2 separate regions of the Homo sapiens genome follow, and region 2 is linked to region 1. The links are chromatin loops, found by intact Hi-C in ENCODE. Cell type or tissue: heart left ventricle. All regions are shown on one strand.

The links. Hi-C counts contacts between places; a loop is a spot of excess contacts. Peaks named below come from ENCODE experiments on the same cell type or tissue, not always from the same donor. Only the 100,000 strongest peaks of a DNase experiment are listed, where the experiment ranks them.
Region 2: it touches region 1 in a loop (3-fold over the local background); 3 of 110 quality-filtered maps call a loop at or near these places.

The regions. Positions count from the first base shown.
Region 1 is chr9:105,714,014-105,722,013 of GRCh38, forward strand. TMEM38B (transmembrane protein 38B) reads left to right here. Exons shown (of 6, transcript NM_018112.3): 3 at 7,524-7,708. Among named protein-coding and RNA genes, the nearest start is that of TMEM38B, 23 kb to the left of the region's middle. RefSeq lists a silencer at 161-361. In heart left ventricle, a CTCF peak has its summit at 4,640 (motif pointing left); no DNase peak of the experiment used is centred here.
Region 2 is chr9:105,442,936-105,450,935 of GRCh38, forward strand. It overlaps FSD1L (fibronectin type III and SPRY domain containing 1 like), which reads left to right and starts at 5,099. Exons shown (of 14, transcript NM_001145313.3): 1 at 5,099-5,300. The coding sequence starts at 5,286. RefSeq lists a silencer at 4,980-5,589. In heart left ventricle, a CTCF peak has its summit at 4,999; a DNase peak (open chromatin) is centred at 5,056; H3K4me3 peaks cover 2,401 bases; H3K27ac peaks cover 2,514 bases.

The sequences.
Region 1 (8,000 bases):
CTCTGCAGGGCCTCCTCTCTGCTGAGAGCTGCAGATGTGGGGATGACCAGCTGCAGAGAGGAGCTACCCTCTCTGTTGAGAGCCGAGCACTTGTTGGGATGACCTGCCTACAAACCGCAGAGAGGAGCCTCCTCCCTGCTGAGAGCTGCAGAGACAATGGGAGGACCTGCTTGCAGAGAGGAGCCACCCACCTTCCTCTCAGCTGACAGCTGCACACTCAACAGGATGACCTGCCTACAAAGAGGAGCTACCCACTGTGGGTCTTCTCTGAGCTGCTCTAACACTAAACAAAGCTTCTCTTTGTCTTGCTCACCCTCCACTTGTCTGAATACTTCATTCTTCCTGGACGCAGGACAAGAGCTTGGTCAAGGGTGCCACCAGCCACAAAGGTTTCTGCCCAGAAAAGTGACATCCCAAAGATCCCAAAATACAAATAGATACTTCCTGTTTATCATCTATTTGGAAACCAGCTATACAGTTCATACTGGAAAGGTAATGCTTGGTTCTTTCCCTTCATTTACCAGTTTTCAGTATAATGAACTGGATGTCTGTCATTGTCTAAAGATACCAGCTTAAATAAAATAATTATGAGCTCATGGACTAACTATATTTCATTGGTTTCAATAAAATTTCAGTTATTTTCATATCGAAGCTCAAATTATCCCATCTTCAGCCAGTGGAAGCCTCTTCAGATAGACTCCTGAGACAGATTTTGAATTAGTTTACTTTCTACCTGGTGTTGTAAGATTCATTGTGTGCTTTTCTTCTGGAATCACTTGTTTCTCTAAGACGTTCTGGTTTCTTTTGGTGAGCAATGGCATTTCAAGACCACAATTTGAGTGCTAGAGACGCTCACTGTTATTGGGTTGATCATTATGTCTAGGCCTTTTTAGTGAACAGAGCTAGGAAAAATGAAGATAAAATAACTCATGACTTTATATTCATATTTCTAATTCAAATTCAGGACCATATAGCTTTTTAAAATTTTTTCCCTGTTACATATATATCTCCTTTCTTCCACCCTAAGAATTTGGTTTCTTAAGGACATAGGATGTGATTAAATTAATATATTCTAACATTACTGATTTTTTTCTGTATTATGCACACAGTAGTCTTAGAGTAATGTTAAAGACTACCAAAGAAATGATTACAGAAAATTATTATTGCATATGTTCTATTAATTCTCCCATTTTAACAATAAATGTACTATTTTACACTGTCATTTTAAATATATTACTCCATTTTCTTCTGGCTTAAAGCACTGCTGTGAAAGTCTGGTGATCTTTTAATTTTCTTTCTCTTTTAAGATCTTTTTTTTCTAGATCCCTAAAGATTTATTTTTTCATTAAGGTCCAGTCATTTAAATAAAATATCTTGGTGTTCGTTGTTGTGCGACAGTATTCTCTTCTACATGGTGTGTTCTTTTTGGTACCTACACTTTTTTTTAATTGAGAAAGTAATACTAGTATTTGTATTCTTCCTTTGCATTGGTTAAGAACTCTTATTATTGGTATATTGGCTCTTCTTTGCCTTTCTTCAAGGATTTTTTAAAAATCTATATTTCTAAAAAAATTAACCTGCTTTTCACTTGTTTTTCTCTTTTCTCTTTTCTCCTGCTGTTTCTTTGAAGACACTATCTGTTATGTTTCTCTTTGTGTTTTCTGGTTTGTTTTTTATTTTGGAAATGATTTTTTTTCTTTTATCTCTTACTCTCTCCTGAGTGTTGAATCTTTGGTTCTCAGTTTTGCTTATTCTTATGTGTGTTCTTTTATGTCTTACATGACTTTCTTAATGTCTTTAGCTTGTTTTGAAATCATAGTTTACAGTTTTGATCTGTTTTGTTTGCACATTTTCCTGAGTGCTTACATTGTCTATAGGGATTTATTCTGCTTATTTTTTTTCTTGTAATAACTTTGTATAGGATTTGATCTTGATACTTTTGGTCATTTTTATATGAAATTGGCTTTCATAAACTTGCAGAATGTGGTGGAAATATTTTCTTGACTTCACAGAGCTCCTGCTTTTGTTTTTATGTAGTGTTCAAAAGATGAGGACCTGCTTTTTGATATTTCTTGGATCTCTTACCTTCCTTGGCTTGGTGTGGACCTTTTCTTTCTTCTGTTCTATTCTGCTCAGGTTTGATTCTTCCCAGTTTCTTCTCAGTGTGGGGAGCTCAGGCTTGATTCTTCTCAGTTTCTTCTCAGTGTGGGGCTTATTATAGAAGAGAGCCCTGGTGGGTCAGTTTCAAAAGCTTAAAGCTCAGAGGGACTAAATTGTTCCAACCCTTTCAGAACTTCTTATCATGGGCTCTTTGTCTTATCTGGTATTAGAGATGCCAGAACCTCTGTCAGTTGTAGCATTTGTGTGTGTGTGTGTGTATATTTCCAAATGAGTCTGCTCTGCTTTCCAGTGAATACCCGTTAGCTATTTTGGTATGATTTTGGTCTTAAGTTCATCAGTTGCCACCTTGTTGCTTTCTTCTTTCTGCCAAGTAGTACAGTGTTGTGGGTGTTAGTGATTTTTCTCTACCCACTTGCATTTTGGGGTTTGAGGGGATACCTTGTCACATAGTTTTGTTGTAAGTACAGTTGACCCTTGAACAACATGAATTTGAACTGTGTGAATCCACTTATGTGCAGATTTTCTTCTGCCTCTGCCACCCCTGAGATAGCAAGACCAATCCCTCCTCCTCGTCAGCCTACTCTTTGTGAAGATGAAGAAGAATGGAGACTTTCATGATGATCCACTTCCACTTAATGAATAATAAATACATTATCTCTTCCTTAACATTTTCTTAAACATTTTCTGTGGCTTAATTATAAGAATACATCAGGGACAGGTAGGTGACAGTGAAAAAATTATGTAATACATATGACATAAAAAAATCTGTTAATCACCTGTTCATAGTATTGGTGAGGCTTGTGGTCAACAGTAAGGTATTAATAGTCAGATTTTGGAGAGTCAGAAGTTATATGTGGTGTTTTGATTGCATAGGGGTTGGCATCCCTAACCCCCATGTTGTTGAAGAGTCAACTATTGTGCGTGGGATTTTGGTTTTCCTGTCTTGTTTCTCTGTATGTTTTTATGGGAATTTGAAGAGTATCAGAATGTATGCAGCCACTACCATCTTCTCAGAACCCTTACCATTAGTTTTTATGTCACTTCTATGGTCTCCTCCCATTCCATCTCTTTTCTTCCGCCTTCAGAAGTAACCATTATCTTCAACTTCATGATGCCCAGAGAAATAACTAGAAGCAATAAAAATGCTCATCCACAGAAGAAAAAATATGGATATTAATATAATGGCATTATCTAATAGAGTTTAAGAATCACTTTCCTAAAATAAATCTTTAAGCATATAACAAGAGAAAATGTTGCTTATGTACAGATATGTGCAAGAATGTTTTTAAAACACTATTTATAATAGGGAAAACTGGGAACAACTCTCTGTCAGCAGAGAAATGATGGATAAATTATGGCATATTAATTCTGTTACGGTAAATACTGGTGAAAATTAGTAATTATAACCACACACAATAAGAATAAATCTCAGGAATAGAGCTTAAACAGAAAAATACATATGATTCTATTTATAAAACCTTTAACAACTATATTGTTTATGGATATAAACATATGCTAAAACTACATAAAAAAGCTAAGATTTGTATTCAACATTATGTTACTAAGATTCATCTGTTTGTTTGTATGTAGCTGTAGAACATAACTTCCCCCTGCTGTATAGTCCATTATATTAATATCTATATTTTATTCTTTTGTTGATGGCAGTTTTCTTGGTTCTAGGTGTTTAGTTAGGCATTACAAAACAACAATAATAGCAATTACATAGCATTTACTGTGTCCCAGTTTTCTAAGTGTTTTGCTTATGTTATCTCACTTAAACCTGACAAGAACCCTGAGACGTAGGTATTATTTTATTCAATTACGTGTTAAAAAGCATGTAATTGAGGCATGGAGAGGTTAATAACTTGCCTAAGGTGTCACAGTTACTGAGTAGTTGAAGCTGGGATTCCAACCTGGCGCAGCTAGTCCTTTAATCTGTACTTACACAGTATATTGGTTTGTACTCTGGAAACAGGAATGTTACCTTTGTCTTCAGAGATCCTTAAATATAAAAAAATTATGGCTTAAAGACATAGTGTATTTTACTATTTTCTTTTTCAAAGTTTTCATATTTAGAACAAATTTGTAATCTTTGCTTCATTTGAGGTTTTTTTTTTTTTTTAGATGGGGTCTTGCTCTTGTTGCCTAGGCTGGAGTGCAATGGCACGATCTCAGCTCACTGCAACCTCCGCCTCCTGGGTTCAAGTGATTCTCCTGCCTCAGCCTCCCAAGTAGCTGGGATTATAGGCGCCCGCCACCATGCTGGCTAATTTTTGTGTTTTTTAGTAGAGATGGGGTTTCTCCATGTTTTGTCAGGCTAATCTTGAAGTCTTCACCTCGTGATCCTCCCGCCTTGGCCTCCCAAAGTGCTGGGATTACAGGCATGAGCCACCGTGCCCTGCCCATTTGATTTTAATTTGAGAGATAAAATGATGTTAGAAATGTTTTTAAACAAGCAAGCAAGGTAATCTTTAGTACAGTAGCTCATAGTGTATACATCTGGAAATTAGCACCATCTACTGGCAAAGAGAAACAATAACTTGGTATGTCATAGTATTGTGTACACTTTCATAGGTTTTATTTGTTTTGAAAAGCTGTTCCCGGGGGAAATAAATATTTTATAATTTTTTAGTATGTTTATTTTTGTTTCCTATATATTTTTCTTAAAATTCCAAGTATCAATTACTTATATATGGCACATTTGTGTAACCGAGACTACATTTAGATGAGGAAAAATACAACAAAAGGTATCATTTTATAGTTGTCATTCTGTCTGTATTTTTCAAAGCATGTACAAAAAATTTTCAATTTGTTGGAGTGATAAGAGCAAGAACAAAGCTGTCATACTGGACTAACATGAACTGTATTTAGTTTATCATTGTGTTTTGTCTTAGTTAAGTGATACTGTCTTCGATAGAGGAGTGGAATTGATAGTAGAGTGAAAACAGAGTTCTCAATGACTAAGCCTGGGAAGCTTCTCTCTGCCTAACTTTTTGTATATACCTAAATTCTACTCTCACTTTTTCTTAAACTGGTTGAGATTTCATTTGTTTGTGGCCTAGGGTCTTGTTTGTATCCCGTTTGAGACGTTTATTCTTTCGTTATTTTTTCTCTCCATTAACTTAACCTATAGTTAAATGTATGAGAAGTCAGTTGTTTTCTCATTCCACTTCCTCTCTCATTTTGTGATATGTTTTCTTTAGGCACTTTACAAGTTAAAGTTACCTTGGATATGATAATTTTAGTTAAAGGTGAAATTATGTTTACAGAAGGGTTACAAGGTTATTACCTAATAAGTGTTGGTTGAGGGATTTATTAAAAGAATTTTAAAGGCTAATTTGTTATAGAGCAGGAATGGTTGTTGAGTGTGCCATTGGTCTGATATGTTTACTTGTAAGTCTACTGAGCACAATAAACAATTGTTCTTTTGCCCTGTGGCTACTTAACTCTCAAATGAAAACAGTTTTTTTGTTTAAAATGTTAACTTATTGTAGGTGTGCTTTAGAAAGATCTGATTAAATAGAAGAGTTGCAATAATTGCAAATTTTTTAATGTCTTATACTATAATGTCACATAGTTGAATACCGAAGTCCAAGATTGCTATTGTAATAGTATAGGTTTTTAACTCACGTTAAAGTTAGGCTTAGTGTAAGGAATGAAAATGGGTCATTTATAACATTCTTTTGGTTGTTTTTCTGAATATTTTACTTTTGGGTGCTCATTACTGCTAAGGTGAAAACAAATCCCCCTTTCTTAATGTAATCTATAATAGATATAAAAATACATTTAAAAATTAAGTGTGTATACTTTTCCCCCATTACCTAACCAACTTCTTAGAAATTAGTTCTATATTCAAAGAGAGAACTATACAGACTTTCAAATTTTCTATGAATGTGTAAAAATTTTAAATCATACTAGTTGTTTTTAAAAATCTTATAGAACATGTACAATTTTAAAGCCATACAAATGGTCTTCAGAAATCTTTTTACTACTCTCAGATAGTTTATTCTTTTTTCTCAAACTCTTTAATTATCAACTAATGCTTTGATTTGCTGTATTTTGGATTTTGAATCCAGATTGACTGCTAATAAATGATTTAATTCAGGGCTACTTTTCATCATGCTGAGTTTTAGGTTAGAGGGTAACAAGATGAATGATTTCTGTCATCTAAGAACTATTGTAGTTCATTATGAGCATTATAGCCTTTATTTTATATTATAAAGAATAATGTATAAAGAGCTATTTTTAGGCATAGGAACCAATTGGTTTAGTTTTACAGAGCCATCAGAATGTAGTCTGAGCTGAGATGTTAAAATAAAATAAGAATCCCAAAGTCAATGACTATGGTAATATTTGAGTGGCACCTTGAAGAGTAGGAAGGAATTGGTAAGTGGAGATGAAGAAGAAAGGGTGCTTTAGGCTAAACAGACTATTGTATCTTTTTATTTAGTCGCTGAAGCAGTATTTTGGCAAACATTTCATATTTCATGAACATTGAAGAATTCTGACTTTATAAATCGTGAATTGCAATAAGATTAATAGCTTCTTTTAAAAGAGATATGATATTCTTTCATGCCATGTCTTTTATTTACCCCGTTAGAAAGAAGATATGTTCTACTTTAAGCACAAAATTGTCAGCCAGAGTATTTGGAGAATGGAGAGAAAAAAGCAGTATGTTTTCCAATAGATCTTACTGCTAGTATTCGAATAGATGCTTAGAACAAATGAAGTTTAAAAAAATAATTTACCATAGATGGGATGAATTATTTTTAATCACAGTTTAATTTGGTTAAAACTTAAGCTTAGTGAACTAAATTAAAGAACAGCTTCATATTCTTTCAGCTGTATAGAAATGTGTTTTTCCTTAATACAAATCTGCCTCCTTGTGAGCCGTCATGTACCTTTGTATAGATTGTAGTTTATGTCCTGCACAGTGGGGCACAGGTGAATATGTTATTTGAGATTGAAATGTAGCCCTTGCTTTTACCAAAGGACCCTTTCTCTAATTCATTTTCCCAGAGGACAAAGACACTGTGTAGGAGTTCCTACCCCTGGAAATGATTATACATTTGTTTTGTTACTGGATTCAGCACTTAGCTTCTAGAACAATATAGGCACAAATTAAGAGCTCACTAAATATTTCATATATCTATAAAGTATTCAGAAGTCCACAGTTTACATTCTTCTCTGATCATGACTTTTTGGCAGATGACATATGTTTCATGTGATTTAAAAAATTGCCTCCCTACCCAAGTTGTGCTTTTATTGAAATCAAGTTAAATGTTTATATGGAAAATTCCATTTGTTGTGTTTTGCCAAATTGTTGTTGCTGTTAGGTTAGATTTTAATTTCTGTTCTTCTGATTCCATTAATATATTAAAATGTTTACATTTCATTTTCAGGTATATTACATTTTTTTGCCCGCATGACCTAGTTTCCCAGGGCTATTCATATCTACCTGTTCAACTACTGGCTTCGGGAATGAAGGAAGTGACCAGAACTTGGAAAATAGTAGGTGGAGTCACACATGCTAATAGCTATTACAAAAATGGCTGGATAGTCATGATAGCTATTGGATGGGCCCGAGGTAATATTGACAATATGTGTTCATAAATATTCTGTTGTTGGTGTATTATTAATACCATTACTGAACAATTCTCTAGTTACATTAATGGATCACATACTTTAATAACAGAGACTTTTTGGAAGGTAAAAACCTTGTTTCTGTTGGCTGGTAAAGTTAATTCAAAACTAGTACTAGTCCTAAGCCATTATTTTGAGCCTGAGTGTCTTATGATAGAAAATTTTTATGATTGGTTTGATTAAGATCCCCAGAACCAGAAAGATTTATAGTTAATTAAGGTATAGTGCCTCTGTAA
Region 2 (8,000 bases), 270 kb before region 1:
AAGTTAGCTTCATCTTCCATACAATAGCCCTAAAGAAATTTGAAGGCAATGATCATATCCACTCTGAGTTTTTCCTTTCAGGCTAAATACTCACAGTTGCTTTAGTTGTGTCTCTTCTCACATGGTTTCACTAGTCAGGTTTGTGTCCACTGACTGCTTACCACTTGGCTTAGAGCTCTTCAAGTAGAGAGCGCCAGCCCACATCAGGGCAGAACCATTCTTTCCGTCTGTATTAGTCTGTTCTCATGCCGTTGATAAAGACATACTCGAGACTGGGTAATTTATAACGAAAAAGAGGTTTAATGGACTCACAGTTCCATGTGGCTGCAGAGGCCTCACAATCATGGCCGAAGGCGAAAGGCACATCCTACATTGGCAGCAGATGAAAGACAGCTTTCATCTGCAGGGAAACTCATTTTCATAAAACCATCAGCTCTCGTGAGGCTTATTCACTATCATGAGAACAACACAGAAAAGAACTGCCCCCATGATTCAATTACCTCCCACCAGATTCCTCCCACAACACATGGGAATTGTGGGAGCTGCAGTTCAAGATGAGATTTGGGTGGGGATGCAGCCAAACCATATCACCCTCCTGGGCAGACTCTGTCTATAATGAGTGCCCAGGATCAGAAATTTTTGCTTTGACTTCCAAGGGGTTGCAGGGATTTTGGGTGACTTTGGATTTTACTCAGAAAAGGGCAGGAAAAACAAGACCGGGCATGGTGGCTCATGCCTATATTCCCAGCACTTTGGGAGGCCAAGGTGGGAGGACTGCTTGAGGCCAGGAGTTCAAGACCATCCTGACCAACACAGCAAGACCATGTCTCTGTTAAAAAAAAATCAGAATTAGGTTTCTATGGTTGGGAAGAGATAGCTAATATTTTTTGAATGCTCACTACATGCCAGACACTGTGCTCAAAATTTAATATGAATTATATGATTTACCACTCAACAACCCTTATAGGTGCTACTTTTATGATCTCTATTTCACAGCTAAAGAAACTGAGGCTTAGAGAGCCTTGGAGTCTTCCCAGGCTGGGTGGCAAATGCTAAGACTCAGGCCAGATATAGTAGCAGGGAGCAACGGGCAAAGATTTTGGGCTTCAACAAAGGGCAGCATTTGACTAGTGATTATACTCCAGAAAAAACAGGTATAACAGGGAAAGGGGGAGTTGTGGTGAGAATAGGTCTTTTAAGGCCCCAAAGATCCAGAAGGAAAAAGAGCTGTGCAAGGGTAAAACAGAAGGACATTATGAGTAAGAGAGTAATTATTAGTAACAGCTACTACTTGTTAAATAATACTAGCCAGCATTTGACCTACATAATCCCCTTTAATCCTCACAGCAACCCTAAAAGGGAATTACTACTATTCTGATCGGTATGTTACAGACGAGGAAATTGAGGTTTAGCAAGGTAAGTGACTCACTGAAGGCTACGTTGCTGGTAAGCAGCAGCATCTGGATTTAAATTCACACTGCTGACTCCATGCTGATGGCCCTATACTGACTCCCAAAGGGATAGACTGCTGGCAACACTGAAAGGAAGGAAATTTCTCTCCTAAGAGATGGGGGAATTTCAGAATATACGAGGTAGCCCAGGGCTGCAGGCAATACCTGGCACCACTCAGAGAGGATACAGAACCTGGTTCTGGGAGAGACAGTTTTGCCAGACTCTCTACATCAGCCTTTCTATGAGGCTATCCTAACTTGAGGTTTCCTCAGAAAGAGGTTCCTGGAGGCCCAGAGACCTCAAGAGGATAAATGTCTATGACTAGATAGGCTTTTTAAGAACCAGAAACCTAGGTTTTGAACTGATATTTTTATGCCTCTGTAGTCCTCTCCCCGACCCCTTTTTTTGTAAACAATTTGCTTTCTCGCAGTTCAATGGCTCTCAAGCTTAGAGTTCATCAGAATCACCTAGAGGAAATGCTAAAACACAGATTTTTGGATTCTACTCCAAGAGTTCCTGATTCAGTAGATCCAGGGATAAGGCTGGACAATTTGTACTTCATAGAAGTTATGAGGTGATGTGGATTCAGCTGGTCCAGGGATCACATTTAAGAAAAATGCTTTATTTTATTTGTAAAACTACTTTTGAAAATTTCTAAATGGATTTGGCTGTGAAAAAATAAGTACAGAAAAGGCAAAGGACTTGCCTATAGGCCAGAGGTACTGGGAGGGATTGGGTGGGAGACTTAGAGCCCAGCTCGGTACGTGGCTGTGATGGGAGAACTTGTACAAACTGGGGAAGACAGAAGTCACAGTCAGAAGGAACTAGCTGTTTCCCAGATGGGAACGAGGGGAAGCAAAAGGCCCAGGATGAGCTGGGCAGGAGAGCCAGACTGGCCAGAGACAGAGATCAGGTGAGGGCAGAAGCCAAATGGGGTAGAGATGTTGTCAAAAGCTGCAGTCTGCTGGCTGGGCTACAGGGAAAGAACTTGGGAAGCTGGAGGCAAGGAGCCAGGAGTGAGCTCCTGGGGTGTGGACTGTGACAGAGTCTGGTGATCACATTTCAGCTGCAACTCACTGTCCCCAAAAGCCTCTTTCTTCTTTCTCTGGTGGTGCCTGTCAGTCATAAAGTGCCTAGGAATTGCCCTCAGACAGTAATGAGGTTAAGTCCTTGCAGCAAGAGAAGTGGGGACATCGCCAAGCCCTGTCTCCTCTGCTTAGTCGTGGGTCCCATAGTGGCAAGCAGGGGCAGAGCCAGGAAGCACGCAGTCTGGTGAGTAGACTTTAGATGTTCTCCAATCGCCAGGCTATTTCTCCCTCATGGGAAACTGACTCAACTGCAGTACACAGTGTGAAGGAACGACCTTTGTGGCTGCAGCAGTGGGCTAATGGCTTGGCGCCTGGCTGCACTTGTTATTCCTCACGGAGTTGGGAAAGGTTGAATAAGAGGCTCTCTTCCCTTGGTACTAAGAGATGGGCATCTCTTTGAAGGACTGCATGCCACTACTCCTTTCAGCTGGCACACATAGGCCCACCCTGGACCCTGGCTCTCTAAGCACTACCCACCCAGCCTTAGCCAAGCTCTTCTTTTCCCTTTTGTAACTTTCATTTCATTTCTTGTACATCTCTGTCCAGTTAAAAAAGGATGTATTAAGTGCATACTATGTGGCAGACTCTGAGCTGGGGATACAGATATGGGGTAAAAGAAATTCAGCCCTCAAAAAAAAAATCACAGTACAGTCAGGGGGATCCATGTGGAGATGTAATGACAACATTGTAGAATAAATGCTGTTTCTCAAACACAGAGCTCCTTCTCTCCACAAGGCCTTTGTATTTGTTGTTCCTACTTTCTAGAATGTTCTTCCCTAGATCCTTGTACAATTCCTCTTCTCACTTTATACTCAGGTCATTTCCAAGAGAGATCTTCCCTGACATTTCTATGAAAAATTAAACCCTCCCAATTCTCTGAATCCATTTGCCTTATTTATTTATTTAGGAGCTGGGGTCTCACCCTGTTGCCCAGGCTGGAGTGCAGTGGTGTGATCTAGGCTCACTGCAACCTCTGCCTCCAGGACTCAAGTGATCCTCCCGCTTCAGCCTCCTGATTGGCTCTGGCTACAGGCTTGCAGCACCACGTCTGGCTAATTTTTTTTTTTTTAATTTCTGTAGAGATGGGGTTTTGCCATGTTGCCCAGGCTGGTCTCGAACTCCTGGACTCAAGTGATCCACTCATTGGGCCTCCCAAAGTGTTGGGATTACAGGTGTGAGCCACCATGCCTGGCCTAAGTTTTAATTTTAGCACCTATAACCGTCTAGCACGTTAACTTTTTTTTTTTTTTTGGTTGGTCTTCTATACTAGATTGTAAGCTCTGTGAGAGAAACAGGGCCTTGCCCACTACTGAATTTTGTTTGTAGAACTGGTACAGAATAGGTACTCAATATGTATTTCCCTTTTATTCATTCATCATAAATGACTGTCTAATTGAACTTTTGTGAGCCTCTCCAGAGTCATCCAAATGGAAGATGAGGCCTGTCTGCTTGAGGAAGAACTTTCTCAAGCCTACTAAATTCCAAGCTTTCTAAAATCTTCATTGATGCCTCAGGCCACACCGAGCAGGTTCTAACTCCCCACTAAGAATGACTATAATGGGCCTGGCACATGCCCTGTAACCCACACCTGTAATCCTAGCAATTTGGGAGGCTGAGGTGGGCGGACTGCCTGAGCTTAGGAGTTCGAGACCATCCTAAGCAACATGGCTAGAACCAGTCTCCGCTAAAAGTACAAAAAATTAGCCAGGTGTGGTGGGGGCGCCTGTAATCCCAGCTACTCATGAGGCTGAGGCACGAGAATTCCTGGAACCCGGGAGGCAGAGGTTGCAGTGAGCCAAGATGGCACCACTGCACTCCAGCCTCGGTGACAGACCGAGACTCCATCTCCAAAAAAAAAAAAAAAAAAAAAAAAAGAGAATGACTATAATTTATTCACTACTAATTATGTACCATACGTTATTTAATCCTCACAATCCTCTGCAAAGTCCGCATTATTTCTCTCATTTTACAGATGAAACAAGCTCAGGCAGACTGACTTGCTCAAAATCATACAGGTAGCGAGGTGCCGGGGAGGATGGGTGGGTCCCCGGGAAAAACTGTGCCAGGCCCCAAAGCTCATATTAATCCCACACCCACGTTTCCGCCACTCTCATCCCTATATCCCTCCTCCCACGTTTCCACCACATCCCCTAAAGGTCTTTTCCCACGTTTTCGCTACATCCCCACCCCAGCCCTTTTCCTCCCTTTGGACCGCTGGGTCCGCTCAAGCCTGGCTGCCCCTCGAAGGATAGTGTGGGGAGGGGCTTCAGATGCGTGCTGGGTGGAGGGTGGGCTAATCCGTCTCCAGCACCAGATACTCTTTCCTTCCCGGGCCCTCCGCACCGGCCGGCTGCTGGATGCCCAGTGGCCTATTTCAGGGCCGGAGAGACCGCTATCGCTGGAGGAAAAAGGATGGGGGAAGGGAGTGCAGCCTGCAGAGGCACTAGCGGTAGACAGACGGGCGGCGCTCCCCACCCTCCACGGCTACTTCCCGGGAGCAGTCAGCCGCTGCGCGCAGGCGCGGTGCGCTCCTCAGCCCCTCCCTTCTGCGGGCCGCCCTTTCACCCTGGCAACCGCGGCGTGACTACGGCGCGCGCGGTCTGGGCGCGGACGGGTGGGGCCGGGCGGTGCCGGTGCGGGCTGGGGCAGTGCAGTGAGTAGCGGTCTTGGGGTGTGCGATCTCGCTGAGCCTCCTCACACGGTTCGTCGTCTCGGGTTCGAGCCCAGTGGGCTTAGCCACTCGCCATGGACTCCCAGAAAGTAAGCGGGGGAGGGGAGCCCGGGGCTACCGAGACAAGCCGGGCCGGCACAGGGTGGGCGGGGCGCCTGGGCCCGTGGGCTGTGGGTGCGCGGGGTGGGCCTGGCCGGGCGTCCGGGCTGCTGCTGCGGAGGGCAAGGCCGCCCGGCCGCTCTCTGGGCGGGAGCTAAGAGGCGCCCACACGGATGCGGGGACCGCGCCCGGTGACTCGGGCTGGCCTCTGCTCTGCGCGCTGTCCGGGGCCCTGACTCTGGAGGAGAAACGGAGCCATCCCCCTTTTAAAATCAGCCACTCTGCAGCGCTTTAGGCCGGTTTTCATGCCTGCAGACTGCGAGCGTGCTGGTGGGGGTGTATCCCTCCTCAGCAGGTGAGGAAACCGAGGCACAGCCTTTTTGGTGTCTCCCTGCTGACGCCGAAAGCTGGGGCTTTCTCCTCGACCAAGTCTCGTCTCAGCACCACGCTCTTTAGGTCAGGGACCGAATCTCCTTTGTACCGCCCACCGCTCCCCTTCCCATGACTTTTCCTAAGTAGATCTTAGTGTTTAGTGTTCGTTGAATGGAGGGAAAAGACTTCAATTGTTAGGGCAGCCTTCCCACTCTCTGACCAGTTGGTGTTGCTGGGCACAGTTACTTAGGGGTCGTTGTGGAATGTTTTATACTTTCCGAACAGTTGAGGAAAGGTTATATAATCGTAAAGGTTCAATTCAGAAGTATTTGGAGAACAAAGCCAATGTCTTGAATACAGTTAGAAGTGAATTATTCAGTCATAATCTCCATATGAAAATAACCACCCTGTTCTCTTTGTTAGACTATAACGTAATTGAAATATAGTACAGGGTAGGAAAGAAAAAACAAGGAGTATTAATAATGTAGCAGGGAAAACAAAGACATATCTAAGAGACTATTCTTTTCTATTATTAGAAAGCACGGGAAAGACTTAGAACAACGTTTTCTACAATTTTGTCTACATTCACCTTCTTGAGGATCACTTCACTGAGGGCATGAGAGAATAATGATGTGTTGAGCATTGACTATTACAGTATTTAACAAATATGCATATGATTTCATTGTATGTGTTGGTCTTGAAACTCACCTTGGAATGCATGACTATTCTTAAGGCATTTTTTAAAAATTAGATTTTGTGTATTTTGAGTATGTATAGGTTTAAAATATTGTCTCTGCCTAAATTTGTAAAACATCTCTCAGCTTATTAGATAAAAGAAATGATATTTGAATGGACATTAGCAGAGGTCAAGTGAAGGAGCAAAGTCCGGAGACATGGGTTCCAGGATGCTATTTACTAGCTCTGTGATAAGGAGCAAGTCACTTAACTGTGATTAATCTGTTTCCTCATCTATGCAGTAGAAGTAAGAGTATTTTATAGTGTCATAGTAAAAATCTGATAAAATAGTTTGTTCTGAAAACACAGCATTTTAAAGTTTACAAAGTATGACCACTAAAATACTGTGTCCCATAAAATACAAAAAAATGTGTTTTAATATTGATCATCATACTTTATCAGGGATGCATTATTCCTTACTTTAATGAGTTGTGACTCCTGGAAGGTCATGCTACTAGCCCTAAGGCTAAGATTTGAACCTATTTGTTCTCATTTCGAATGATGTGTTAGGGTACCTACAGGTTACCACGTGCAGTTTCCTGAGAGGTAGCAAAGAATTAGCTTCTCTTTCTTAGTAGTAGTAGTAATGTATCTTATTTGTGATATCTTTGAGAATCAACTTCTCAATATTAGAAAATATGTTGAATTTCATTGGTGGTACCAAATCTTTCTAATGAAAAAACAAACACCCTTTGGTTTATAGCTGTAAAAAGAATGTCCGGGATTAATGTGTATAACCAGTTCAGTGCTCTGAACCTGAGCTTCCTTTTCTCGTATGAATTCCTGCAGAATCACAAGCCTCAAATAGTAATGATCTAAGCTGGATATTGTTCTCTTTAAATAAGACAGTAGTACACCCCAGACATGATTTTTAGATACTATTTTCTGTTATGGAATGTACATTGAAAATAGTAGTAGGGGTAGTACCTCAGTCAGTAGAGTATAAGAAAAATAGGTACTGCAAAGTGTGAGGAAGGCCTGAATATATACCTGAATGTTTGTTAGGCATTGGGATTTGGGCTTTACATTAGTAAGAGGATGGCTCTGGAGCCAAGTCTCCAGTTCTACTATTTATAAGCTGTATGAGCTGGGATAGTTTGCTCTGTCTCCATTTCTTCATCTGTAAAACAGAGATAACAATAATTGTAATTCTCTCACAAGATTATTGTGAGGATTGTGTTCTTTTTTTTTTTTTTTTGAGACGGAGTTTTGCTCTTGTCGCCCAGGCTGGAGTGCAACGGTGCAATCTTGGCTTACTGCAACCTCCGCCTCCTGGGTTGAAGAGATTCTCCTGCCTCAGCCTCCTGAGTAGCTGGGATTACAGGCGCCTGCCACCACCCCTGGCTAATTTTTGTATTTTTAGTAGAGACGGGGTTTTACCATGATGGCCAGCTGGTCTCAAACTCCTGACCTCACTCAGGTGATCCGCCAGCCTTGGCCTCACAAAGCGCTGCGATTACAGGCTTGAGCCACTGTGCCCGGTCTTGCATTCATTTTTAAAACCCACTAAACAGTGCCTAGCATACAAAAATACTGTTAGCTACTGTTATTAATTTAATAATCCTAACTTCAAAGTAACTTTC